Linked DNA regions of Homo sapiens: region 2 is linked to region 1. The links are chromatin contacts, found by Hi-C or POLR2A ChIA-PET in ENCODE. All regions are on one chromosome and are shown on one strand. The core of a region is the stretch at or near the end of the contact, and the rest is flanking DNA. Distances in the headings are between cores, read along the strand shown.

What was found. A loop is a pair of places that touch in the nucleus more often than their neighbours do. ChIA-PET counts read pairs that join two places held with the same protein, here RNA polymerase II (POLR2A). Pooled maps may share reads with other maps.
Region 2: a loop to region 1 is called in a map of B cell, with 29 times the contacts of the local background. The contact joins the enhancer-like site here to the promoter of RBM3 in region 1. A Hi-C loop is called at or near these places in 1 of 168 maps with a recorded cell type or tissue (B cell), 5 of 37 single-sample maps with no recorded cell type and 7 of 50 pooled maps. POLR2A ChIA-PET finds 5 or more read pairs at or near these places in 5 of 52 experiments (CD4-positive, alpha-beta T cell, OCI-LY7, Panc1 and 2 more).

Annotation. Positions count from the first base shown.
Region 1 is chrX:48,570,581-48,577,078 of GRCh38, reverse strand. It overlaps RBM3 (RNA binding motif protein 3), which reads right to left and starts at 2,595. Exons shown (of 7, transcript NM_006743.5): 1 at 2,506-2,595; 2 at 1,796-1,911; 3 at 1,412-1,518; 4 at 660-765; 5 at 475-571; 6 at 1-53. The coding sequence starts at 1,898. RefSeq lists enhancers at 2,268-2,537, 1,521-2,720 and a cis regulatory region at 2,477-3,462.
Region 2 is chrX:48,936,060-48,942,557 of GRCh38, reverse strand. All of the region lies in intron 2 of OTUD5 (OTU deubiquitinase 5), which reads left to right. Among named protein-coding and RNA genes, the nearest start is that of OTUD5, 18 kb to the left of the region's middle. RefSeq lists cis regulatory regions at 314-850, 1-1,189, 1,604-2,104, 1,279-2,429 and enhancers at 1,994-2,253, 3,384-3,433, 3,444-3,943, 4,825-5,598. Within about 2 kb of position 2,802, at least 6 of the 41 ENCODE cell types and tissues checked have a DNase peak (open chromatin) inside an H3K27ac peak, as active enhancers do; they include B cell, CD4-positive, alpha-beta T cell and OCI-LY7, where a contact is called at or near this core.

The DNA.
Region 1 (6,498 bases), core at 1,346-3,845:
CATAATTGTCTCTGTAATTTCCTCCTGAGTAGCGGTCATAACCACCCTGGTTTCTGGGGGGGAAAAAAAACACACAAAAGTTTTCTGGTACTGCATTATATATACCACTGTAATTATATGCGTCACATTTTACAGTATGGGTCATAACATAAACCTTACGTATCAAAAACAGGATATGTTAAGCATATGAGTATCACAGTAAACAGTTTTATGGCATACGATTTATACGCAGTATATTAAATCATATTACATGTTAAAGCAATATAGTTATATAACCCACACAGCACAACATATATAGTATACTTTACCATGTCGCAACTATATGACTACACAATTAACTTAAAATGCTAAATTTCATACTCATTTTAGGTACACATTAGTAACAGCAAGGTGTGGTATGCATGAACACCCAGGCGCTGAGTTCTTAAGGAGAGGGAAGCAATAGGAGAACATCCCAGCCCTTTGGCTACCCACCTGCCATTATAGTCTCTGGAACGTCCATATCCATATCCATACCCTCCAGGTCGACTGTCATAATACCTGCCACTCCCATAGCCCTGGTCCCCACCACCTAGAGCAGAAAAATATTTAAATGGCAGTTGTCCACACATAGGCAACTCTCCCTCTCACCCCATGATCAAAACGATCACTGCACTCACCTCTAGAGTAGCTGCGACCACGCCCATGGGCCCCAAAGCCACCTCCTCTGGTTCCCCGAGCAGACTTGCCTGCATGATCCACACGGATCTGACGACCATCCAGAGACTAAGTGTGGGAGACACAAGGATGATGGGTTGGCAGTCAGTCAGGGCAATGGTGAGGGAAGAGCAGGCAAGGGTAAGTGGGCAAAAGAGGCCAAAAATTCCTGCTGGGCACCAGGTTCTGGGTGCCATGTTCCAGAATAAGCTCCTTTACCCCAGAATGGCTTCATCAGGAGCTATAGAATCCCACACAAAATGACCTGAATGCACCATGTTCCCCTTGCTACTACTTACATCTTGACTGAACTCAGGCTGAGTTCTCCTCCCCACTCCTCTAAGCTGCCCGACTATCAGGGCTAGACAGACACCTCTCTTGGTTTGAGGCTTCAGAGTCCATGTCAGAAGACTCACGAGGTCCTCTCCGGGCCAGGCCCACAGGTCTGCAGACTCTACTACCTAAGCCCAAGGCAGGTCAACCATCCACAGGTGGCTTCTCGGCCTCATGCAGGACCAGTCGTCGCCTCCCAGGCGGCCAGGCTCTGTCTGCCGCTGCCCTCCACCCCCTAGAACAAAAGGCAGTCATGCTCCTGTGAGTGGGCACTGCGGGGCTTGGTGGCCACGCTGCCCCGAGCAGACACAGAGGGAAAAACAAAAAGAATGAAGGAAGCCGCAGATGGGGACAAGGTCCCTCTGCAGATAGGAGGCCCCACCTCTCCGTTCATGGCTCTCATGGCAACTGAAGCATGCTCTGGGTTGGTGAAGGTGATGAAACCAAAACCCCTGGACCGCTGAGTCTCCCGGTCCTTGACAACGACCACTGTGAGAGGGAGAGAAGATGGAGCAATGTGGACCAGTCAGTACCCCAAAGGTTAAGTAGCAAAGGGTGGCCGGAAAAGGAGATGGCATAGGTAGGGAAAACGGAGCGCTCCCACTAATCCCAAAGACGCTTCCCCTCATCCTTAGTCTACACCATAGGCTTAGGAAGAAAAAGAATTTGGAGGCGTGGGTCCTAACTTTTCAGTTAATACTCCTTGAAATGCAAGGATCCCAGACTTTCTCTCACCAACCCCCATTGTGAGTATGGCCCGTCTCACCCTCAGAGATAGGTCCGAAACTGCTGAAGTGGTCTTCCAGTGCCTGCTCGTCGGTGTTAAAGTTGAGCCCTCCCACGAAGAGCTTTCCTTCTTCAGAGGACATGGCAGTTCAAGTCCTGTGGGAAGAACATGAAGAATGGTGGCAGGAAGGAGAAAGAAAATGGAGATGTGAGAAAATAGCGAGACGGAAAGCAGAGAAAAAGCACAGAAAATAGACAAGAAAGAGGAACAAAATATGGGTAACTACAGAAAAGCTGAGAAAGGCGGCCAATAAGGTGGTAATCTGAGGAGCTGGCTCAGCGCAGCCACCATTAGGGGGCCACATTGCGCATGCTCTCACATTCATAGCCGCCACGCCCGTCATTTTGTGCCACTGCGCAAGCCCAGAACATCCCTGCGTTCCCTTAACGCCGGCAGAACAAGATGGCGGCGGCCACGTGGGATAAGGAAAGTAAGTGTCGGCTGTCGCGTGGTCACTGCCACCACCGACGCCACCAGTCCCTCCCGGTAGGCCTCACACTCAGATACAGCGCGCCGGCCTCCCACCAACCGAAATGTTTCACCTCCAAGCACGGGACCCGCCCGTCCCAGAGAAAGCCAAGCCTACGTGTCAGTGGCCATTACTCTCCCCACTCGCTATTCCCCGGTCACGGCCGGCGCGGCGCGTGTGTGGCGAGGAGCCGCCGTTTCGCAGGACATATGCAACTTACCTGGAAATTAAAACGTAAAAAACCCGGACGAACAGCGAGCTCGGAGGAGCACAAAAAACAGGGACGGGGCTGCGCCGGAAGACGATTGATAAAGAGTACGTAGCGAGAACGTCCCGGAACGTTCCCCTTGCGCGTCCCGGCGTGCGTGCTGATTGGCTGAGGCCAGCAGGAGCGGAGTGGTGGGGAGAGGAAGGGACAGCAAAGCGAAGGGAGCAGTGTTCTCCGCGAAATGGGGTGTTTCCGGAAATGGGGTGTTTCCGGAAATGGGGTCGACTTTTGAACAGCTGGTGCACCCTAAACGTCAGCATCCCCCCCACAACCGGCTGAGCTGCCTTTATCCCTTCCACAAAGGAACCTTCTCAATCTCATACTACTTGCTGTCCCTGACATCATCCTCCCGTCCTTGCCATCATTTCCCCCGCTGGATCGGATGTCTTCCTCACCATCGTAGTCGTCTTCCTCTAGGTCCCTGCCATTCTCTGATGTTAACCTCCTTCACCTTCTAGTTCTTTAACCTCATACCCTTTAAAGGCCTGACATTTTATCCCCCACCGTCACTGATGTCATCACCCTTCACAGTCCATGATGTCAGACCCAACGTTTTAAGGTTTGACCCTGACTCCTACTCTTTCTCCTCTGTGCTCAACATCTAGCCGCCTGTCATGGGACCCTTTTCCCTGGCGTCATTCCATCTCATCTCTGACTTCAGCCCTCACCCTTGTCTGACTGCTGGCGTGAAGCCAGCCCCTTAATTTTCTCACCAATAGACTGCCTGAGATGGCTTTTACAAAACAGGATGCTGGCCGGGCGCGGTGGCTCACGCCTGTATTCCCAGCACTTTGGGAGGCCAAAGCGGGCGGTTCACGAGTTCAGGAGTTCGAGACCTGCATGGCCAACATGGTGAAACCCCATCTCTACTAAAAATACAAAAAAAAAAAAAAAAAAAAAAAAAGAAAAAAAAAATTAGCTGGGTGTGGTGGCACGTGCCTGTAGTCCCACCTACTCGGGAGGCTGAGGCTGGAAAATCGCTTGAACCCGGGAGGCGGAGGTTGCAGTGAGCCGAGACCACGCCATTGCACTCCAGCCTGGGTGAAAACAAAACAAAACAAAAGAGGATGCTACGATCTTCAGAGGTTGTAAATCCCAATCCATAGAGCAATTTTTGCTCTCTTCGAAAGTAACTGAGCCCTTGCCGGGCGCAGTGGCTCATGCCTGTAATCCCAGCACTTTGGGAGGCCGAAGTGGGCAGATCACAAGGTCAGGAGTTCAAGACTACCCTGGCCAATATGGTGAAACCCTGTCTCTACTAACAATACAAAAAAAAAAAAAAATTAGCCGGGCGTGGTGGTAGGCACCTGTAGTCCCAGCTACTCAGGAGGCTGAGGCGGGATAATCGCTTGAACCCGGGAGGTGGAGGTTGCAGTGAGCTGAGATCATGCCACTGCACTCCAGCTTGGGCGACAGAGCAAGACTCAGTCTCAAAAAAAAAAAAAAAGTAACTGAGCCCTTGATTCACAGAAGGGACTTTCGCAATACACAATAGACTTATCCCAATCAAGTAGTGTCTGAGCCCACTGTTCACAATTTAGTCTTCAGTGTCTTGGCCACCTTTACAATAAATGGATTTGACAGATTTTTCACTTCTGAGCGCCACATCAACGAAGAATAAGTTAGTTTGCCCTCAGAGGCTAAATTTCTTATCCATAGAATGAATTTGCCCAACACAGACCAAATTTGCTAACATACAGAATACAGTACATCCATATTCCTGTTGGGGTAATTCCCATATTTATCTTCCTGTTATTGTCAGGGATTCCTCACATAGTCTAATTATTAATCCCTTAGGTGTTGGAAATAGCCTCTCCAGCTCTGGCATTTGTGTTATTAACTTTGTAAGCAGTAAACTTAGTTGAATAAAGATCCATAATTTTGATATAATCATTTTTCCCCCTATGTTCTGTGCTTTTTTCTGAGACGGAGTCTCACTCTGTCGCTCAGGCTGGAGTGCAGTGGCATGATCTCAGCTCACTGCAACCTCCGCCTCCCAGGTTCAAGTGATTCTCCTGCTTTAGTCTCCTGAGTAGCTGGGATTACGGGCATGTGCCACTATGCCCAGCTAATTTTTGTATTTTTAGTAGAGATGAGGTTTCACCATGTTGTTCAGGCTGTTCTCAAACTCCTGACTTCATGATCCGCCTGCCTCGGCCTCCCAAAGTGCTGGGATTACAGGCGTGAGCCACCACGCCCGGCCTGGTCTGTGCTTTTAAAGAAATCATTCTCTTTCCCAGGTCACAAAATGTTCCCCTACAGTTTCTTTCTTTCTTTCTTTTTTTTTTTTTTTGACAGAGTTTCGCTCTTGTTGCCCAGGCTGGAGTGCAATGGCACTATCTCGGCTCACTGCAACCTCCGCCTCCTGGGTTCAAGCAATTCTCCTGCCTCAGCCTGCTGCGTAGCTAGGATTACAGGTGTGTGCCACCACACCTGGCTAATTTTTGCATTTTTAGTAGAGACAGGTTTTTGCCATGTTGGCCAGGCTGGTCTTGAACTCCTGGCCTCAAGTGATTCGCCTGCCTCGGCCTCCCAAAGTGCTGGGATTACAGGCATGAGCCACCGCACCCGGCCACATTTAGGTCTTTAATCCATGTAGAGTTCGTCCTTGTATATGGTGTGAGATAGAGCTCCAATTTTATTTTTCTCTGTGTCATGAGCCAGATGCCCCATCACCATCTATTAAGCAATCTGTCCCATCCCTGTGTGTGTTTTACCACCTCTATCATGTATCAAGTTCCATAGATATATGGGTCTGTCTCTGAGGTGGTTTGTTGCTGGTTTTGTTGTTATTGTTGTTTTTAAGAGATGAGCCCAGGCTGACTCCTGGCCTCAAGCATTCTCCCCAACTCAGCCTCCTGAGTAACTGGGATTACAGGGGAGCACTATTGTACCTGACTTCTGAGCTTTTTTTTTTTTTTTGACAGAGTCTCACTCTGTCGCCAGGCTGGAGTGCAGTGGCGCGATCTTGGCTCACTGCAACCTCCGCCTCCTGGGTTCAAGTGATTTTCCTGCCTCAGCCTCCTGAGTAGCTGGGACTACAGGCGCGTGCAACCACGCCCAGCTAATTTTTGTATTTTTAGTAGAGATGGGGTTTCACCATGTTGGCCAGGATGGTCTTTTTTTTTGAGACGGAGTCTCGCTCTGTCGCTCAGGCTGGAGTGCAGTGGCGCGATCTCGGCTCACTGTAAGCTCTGCCTTCCAGGTTCACGCCTCAGCCTCCCGAGTAGCTGGGACTACAGGCGCCTGCTACCGCACCCAGCCAATTTTTTTTTTTTGTATTTTTTAGTAGAGGCGGGGTTTCACCGTGGTCTGGATCTCCTGACCTTGTGATCTGCCCACCTCGGCCTCCAAAAGTGCTGGTATTACAGGTGTGAGCCACCGTGCCCGGCCTTCTCTTCTAATTGGTCTACTTCTTAGCTCTTGGGCCAATATAGGTTTGTTGTTGTTTTTTTTTTCCCTTTTATTACTAACACCTTTAATATGTCTTAATATCTAGTGGGCAAATCCCCATCATAACGCTTTCTTTGAAGGCTGTCTTAACTGTCCATGATTCATTACTATTCTAAATTCTAATGTAAGTGTATTGCAGTTCTAACAAAAAGAAGTAATGAGGTCAGGCATGGTGGCTCTCGCCCAAATCCCAGCTACCTGGGAGGCTGAGGCAGGAGGATCGCTTGAACCCAGGAGTTGGAGTCTGCAGTGAGCTATGATCGTGCCACTGCACTCCAGCCTGGGCAACAAAGTGAGACCCTGTTTCAAAACATTAAAAAAAAAAGTAATGGAAGTGTTATTGAGAGTGCATTGAATTTTTACATTTTGGGAGAAATAACGTCTTTTTTTTTGAGATGGAGTTTCGCTCTTGTTGCCCAGGCTGGAGTAAAATGGTGCAATCTCGGCTCACTGCAACCTCCGCCTCCCGGGTTCAAGCAATTCTCCTGCTTC
Region 2 (6,498 bases), core at 1,553-4,052, 370 kb before region 1:
GCATCTTGGACAAAAGAAAGGCAAAGAAAGAATAGGTGGGGGCCTGTTAGGTGCTAGGCCCTGTGTTGAGACCTCAGGCTAGATGTGGGGTAAGCAGGGCTTCTGGTGGAGTTAGGATTAGAGAATGCAGCGGGCATCTGAGTCTTGGGCAGTCATTGAGGGTAAGCCTTGGGACTGGCTAGTGAGGACCTGGCTTGTGTAGTAACTCATATCAAGAGCCGTGTGTGTGTGTGTGTGTGTGTGTGTGTGTGTGTGTGTATCTAGCTAGCTGTTCTCTGTGTGTGTGTGTGTGTGTGTGTGTGTGTGTGTGTGTATGTGTGTGTGTATCTAGCTAGCTGTTCTCCCCAAATACCCCCGACCCTTGGGGCTAGCTAGTGAGGACCTGGCTTGTTGTAGTAACTCGTATCAAGAGCAGTATTTGTGTGTGTGTGTGTGTCTATATGTATCTAGCTGTTCTCCCCAAATACTCCCGACCCTTCCTCCCACTGGGGCCTTCAGTAAGGGGCCTCTACTTACAGGAAGAGCTGACCAGGGCAGGTTGAAGGCCTTTCCTTATCGGCACTATGGCTACACATTTCCCCTGACTGGGCTGCCTTTGGCTTTTCTCTGTAAAACCTCAGAAGTCCTCTGGCCTCTCCCCCGAAGTACATGGCCCTTGGTCTCTAGACCTTATCTGGAGGTTTCCTTGGTGCAGAGTGCATAATACATGTGCCTGGGAAGGGGACTTTGTCCCTGGGCTTTTTGCTGCCCCCGTTTCCAGCCTCGCCTGGATGGGGACAGATGGCAGTCAGCTTAGACTGTAGTGTGAAGCCCTACAGGCTGACTTCCTGCCATGTGTTGAATAGTGGAAGGAACGTGGAGCAGAGAGTTGGAGTTGGGCGGGGGCTGCAAACATAGAGGGCACTGTTTCCTTGACCCCTGCTGTGTGCTAGGCATTCAGCTGGGTGCTTCAGGCTCACTGCAAAACTTGGATCATTATCCCATGAGACAGGTGAAAAGATTGAAGCATAGAAAGGGAAATGACATGCTCAGGGCCATTAGCCAGAGCTGGCCTGGGAACCCAGAGGTGTCCAAAGGACACGCATTCTTTTTTTTTTTTTTTTTTTTTTTTTTTTTTTTTTTTTTGAGATGGAGTCTCCCTCTGTCGCCCAGGCTGGAATGTGCAGTGGCGTGATCTCGGCTCACTGCAACCTCTGCCTCCCGGGTTCAAGTGATTCTTCTGCCTCAGCCTCCTGAGTAGCTAGGATTACAGGCGTGCACCACCACACCTGGTTAATTTTTGTGTTTTTAGCAGAGATGGGGTTTCACCATGTTGGTCAGGCTGGTCTCAAACTCCTGACTTTGTGATCCACCCGCTTTGGCCTCCCAAAGTGTTGGGATTATAGGCATGAGCCACCGCATCCGGCCAGGACACATTCTTTTTATGATCCTAGGATCCTTAGCTTCTTAGCTTGGTTGTCAACTGGCTGGATGACCTTGGCTGTGTTCCTTGACTTCTCTGGACCTTACCTCCTCCAAGTAGGAGCACGTGGCCCTCTGTTGTTGGGAGTCTTGAGGCAGGTGGCTTTCTGCCTTCTGTTCCCCTGGATTATCTTCCTATAGGGTCCTACCATTTGCTTTAGAGACTTCTGAGAATTGCCTACTCCCCAGGTAGCTGCCTGCCTGCCATTGGTTCCCCTGAGTTAAGCAATATCCATTGCTTGCGCTCAGTTCTCTCCCACCTCCTCTTATTGGGGATTCATGAGCATCATTGAAGGCTTGGGTGGAGTGGAGGTGGGAACCTGAGCCTCAGAGGTATCCTGTGGCCCACCCTGTCCCTGTTATGCTCAGATAACCTCCTCCTGGAAACATGACTCTGCATCTCTCCCTTGCTCCCTCCCTCCATGTGGCTTTGACTCAGCAGAAACCTCTAACCCTGACCAGGGTCCTGGTGCTAGCTTCTGTGGGCAGAGTGAAGGCCACATGGTTGTTTCTACATGGGCCATGGGGGAGTGGCAAGGGCTGTGCATGTTACCACGATGAGGCCCAGAAACATTAGCTAGGCCCACTCTTCTGGGCCTTTTGGTCTTGGAACATCAGCACTAGGAGGGATGGATCTGAGATCAATTTTGATTGTTTTATAAATGGGGAAACTGAGGCCTCAAGAGAAAGCCAAGACCCTACCCTATCTAGGTCATACAACCAGTGTCAGAACATTGGTATTTGAGGTTGAACCAGGCCACAGAAAGAAGATTCCCACGGGCCATTTCCTGTACACCAGCTTCCTTCAGCCTCTCCCGTGTATCCTTCAGGTTTCTCATCCTTGCAGTGGGAATCCTTGAGCAGAGGAGCACACATCTCAGGAACCAGACTATCCAGTGGGATGAGTTCTGTCTCTCCCACTGAGGGTATGCTAGTTGGGGTAGTTGGGGCTACAGACCAGGTCACACCACAGCTGCTTGACAGGCAAGTGAGACCTTTGTCCTGGCTCATCTCCTCAGGAGATTGGTTCTCAGTGGGGCCAGGGTTCCCACTGGACCAGGAGGGTAGTGGGGAGCAGACCAGGTCCCTGTCTCCCTCTGCAGCTGTGTGTACACACGTTAGTGTGGTTTGTTTTTAGGTTCCCTGTAGACACCTAGCTTCCTTTTTTGCCCTTAGCGGAACTTGCTGTGGCTCTTCTGGGAGGCAGGCAGCTACCTGGGGAGTAGGCAGTTCTCAGATGTCTCTAAAGCAAATGGTAGGACCCTATAGGAAGATAATCCAGGCTCTCATGTCTTGCTTCTTAACATAAATCTGGGTACATTATTGGTTACATTACATTAGTTACATAAGGACTTCCCCCGGGCAACAGAGGAGAGAGGTTGAGGCTAGTCTGTTAGAGCTCTTGGTTATTTCCCCTGCCCTCCACCTACCCTGCCAGAGGCCAGGAAGGAGGTTGGTGGGGTAGGGGGTCCCTCAGTTTATAGAGCCTCACATCTTCAGTCTTTCCTGAAGTGGCAAGGGCATCTACTCATTGAATGTGATAGTTCTCTGTTGTGGGATTTGTTGGGTGAGCATTTGGCCTCAGGGAGCATCTTTGGCAGTCTCTGCTGTATGTGTATACACATGTGCATTTCTATACTGGTGTCTCTGTGTGTCCAGAAAAAGGAAAGAAGTGGGGTGTGTATGGGGAGGGTAAGGTTCATATTGGCCTCTGTGGCCCTAGGGAGAGATGCAGCCCCTGATATCTATAATCTCTGCCCTCTCCCATGCCTTTCCTGGGTTCTAGCTGATTCCTGCTTGTGCTGGTGTGGAAACTGAGGCACACAAGATCAGGTCCTGCCCCAGGGAGTAAGGTGACTAAGATGGTGGCTGGATTGGGGTGAAGGTGGTAATATCAGCTGGGGCCAGCAGTTACCCTTTGAGAGCCTGGCCTCCCCTTCACTCCCCCTAAATCTGTGATCCCAGGCAAGCTTTGCCACATTTCTGTGTCTCCTGGGTAAAGTAAGAGTGTTTTGGTAAGGATAGAATGAGTTGGAGTGTGAAAAGTCTTTGGTGTGGGACCAATTGTAGTATTGTACTGAGGATTTCTGAGCCCTGTTTGAGATGGGAACAGAGGTAGAATGGTGGGGGACCCCCTTCCAGCTGGCCTCTGGGAGGGGAGAACAGGTGCAGATTGCCCACAAGTGCAGCGTCAGCAAGAGGAGGAGTTTCAGTTTCTATCAAAACAAGTTCTCTGAATTCCCCTACCTCTGCAGGTCATCCCCCCAACCTCAGACCCCTCCACAGGGAAGTCAAGCCTGGCCCCCAGCCCTGTGTGCCAGCCTTCTGGGAAGAGGAGGGCTTTCTGGAGGACAGAGGTGGAGCTAGGAAAGTCAGAAAAACGAATTCTTTTTTTTTTTTTTGAGACAGAGTTTCGCTCTTGTTGCCTAGGCTGTAGTGCAGTGGTGTGATCTTGGCTCATTGCAACCTCCACCTCCCGGGTTCAAGCGATTTTTCTGCCTCAGCCTCCCAAATAGCTGGGATTACAGGCATCCACCACCCTGCCTGGCTAATTTTTTGTATTTTTAGTAGAGATAGGGTTTCACCATGTTGGCTCGGCTGGTCTTGAACTCCTGACCTCAGGTGATCCACCTGCGTCGGCCTCCCAAATTGCTGGGATTACAGGCGTGAGCCACCACACCTGGCCAAAAATGAATTCTTGTTGAGTACTTCCTATGTGTTTAGCTCTGTGCTTAGATGCTTTTCCTGCCTTATATTATTGGAGAAATCCTTCTATTCTCCCTTGTTGGGGTAGTACTATTGCTGTTTTCCTTGGTTTGGAGATGTATATTTTCTTCCACGTTAATGATTCCAAACTTAGGGTATACCTTATAATCAGTGTGGTGTGTTTCCCCCCTCAAAAGCTGTGATTAGGTACATGTTATACCATATCACCTATCAGTGCCATCATAGGATTGAGGAGAGAAGGTGGTATTTTACATTTTACAGATAAGTAAAGAAGTGTCATAACTCGTCCATACTTTAGGACCCTGTTTTATGAAGCCTGTATTGTTAATTCGATATTAATTTAACTGCTGAAGTTTTGTTAGAACTAACGGCCTAGAGGTAGACTTGTGGACCTTTGGTTTCGCTAAAGGTAGAGAGCCAGGAGAGGACATGCATCCTAGGTCTGCATTTGGGGCTTTCCTCTGGCTGAGGAATTGCAACAGAAATGAGGAAGGGCTTCATAAGTGGTTATGGCAACATTCTGGCTGACTCGTGGGTAACTAGCATATGAAGGAATCATTGTCGTCATGACAAATTGTGTTCCTGTTTCTTGACCACCTACTGTGCCTTAGGTGCTTGGCAAACCTCCTGTGTAGTTTTGACAACACCCAGCAGATGGAAGAGGAGTTACTGTCTCCACCTTATGCATGAGGACATTTCAGCTTAGAGAGGTTAAAGGCCTTATCCATTGCTACACAGCTAGGAGGCAGCAGAGCCTTTCTGCCAGGCAAAGGGGTCAGTGGCAGAGAAATGGGACCCTCAGGGGGTTTTCCCCCAGATCCCTTCCCTGTTCCACAGTCTCCTCTCTTTCCCCATTTTCCTGCATCTGGCATCTAGCTCTTGAAGATAGAACTCCCAGGCCTGGAAATGACCGTTGACCTTTCCATAGGAGATGGGCTTTCTCCAGCACCTCAGCCTATCTCTCTGAGCCTGGCCAGCCAACCCCTATTTAACCCCTTCATTCTCATCTTTGTTCCTGTTTACTGCAGCTGCCAACAGCACTGCCTCCCAGTACCCCAAGCTCAGTCTACAGAAATAGCTCCCCAAGTAGCTCACTGTGCGGGCTCTGTGGTCCTGGCTTCTAAGAAAGGCAGCAGCAGGGGGCCCCCAGCCTGTGCGCAGGACATGTGACTTGCTGGAAATGCCGCTGGGGAGGGCGGGGGAGAGTGTGGCCGCAGAACCCACATCCTTGTTTACATTGGTGAAGGGGCTACCCCCCTTCCCGCCTTCACAACCTCCACACCCCCTTACCCTTCAGGTCTCTTCACCTCCAAGAGGACTGGAGACAAACATGGGCCCTATTTTCTATCTCAGAGTAGCCTTTCTCACAGAACACTCCAGGGTAGGAAGGGGAAGGCAGGGAAGGTGTTCTTCTGACAGTTCTTCAGAGAGGTAGACTGACAGGGAAGAACTCAGGAGTGTTCCTGTGTGACCTGACCCTAGCCCCATGCCCCAGGGAGATCCCATCAGAGCAGTGGTCCTCTGGGGAAACAAAGGGAAATTCCCAAAACCAGTGGAAATCAGACTTGCATGATCTTCAGGCCCACTTTAATTTCACAGGGAGAAGAGCTCCCTGGCTTACCCAGCCTATCCATTTGCTCAGTAAACTTTTCCTGATTTCCTTTACTGTATCGGGCCCTGAGCTGGGGGTGGACTTTGGTGTGAACTGCCCTTTGCCTTCTGTGGGAGCCCAGTGTGGTCGGGCAGAAGTCTATGCACACCTTTGATAAATCTGGTGATAGAGGTGTCCTGGGTAGTGGGGAACTGTATTAAAGAACATGTTGGGCCAGGCGCGGTGGCTCACACCTGTAATCCAGGCACTTTGGGAGTCTGAGGCGAGAGGATCGCTTGAGCCCAGGAGGTCAAGGCTGCAGTGAACTATGATCGCGCCACTGCACTCCAGCCTGGGCGACAGAGCGAGACCTTGTCTCAAATAAATAAATAAATAAAGAACACATTGGTGTTTGAGAAGTAGGCAGCTGACGAGGATGGAAGGAGCGTCCTGAAGAGAAGGAACGGCATGTGTGAAGATCCTCAAGCGAAGCAGAGGGAGTGTGTTTCCTTCTCGCCTTAGTTTGACCAAATCTCACGACGCCTGGACTATTCGGGCCACAGGCTGCCCATCCTGAGTTAAGCTAAAGTTAGTTGCATGTGTGTCTTATCTCTTTTACTAGACTGTGTGCTCCCCGAAGGTAGGGGCAGGATTTTACTCACCTCTGTCACCTTCACAGTACCCCACATTCAGGCCTCCCTACGGAGGAAGGAATTCTG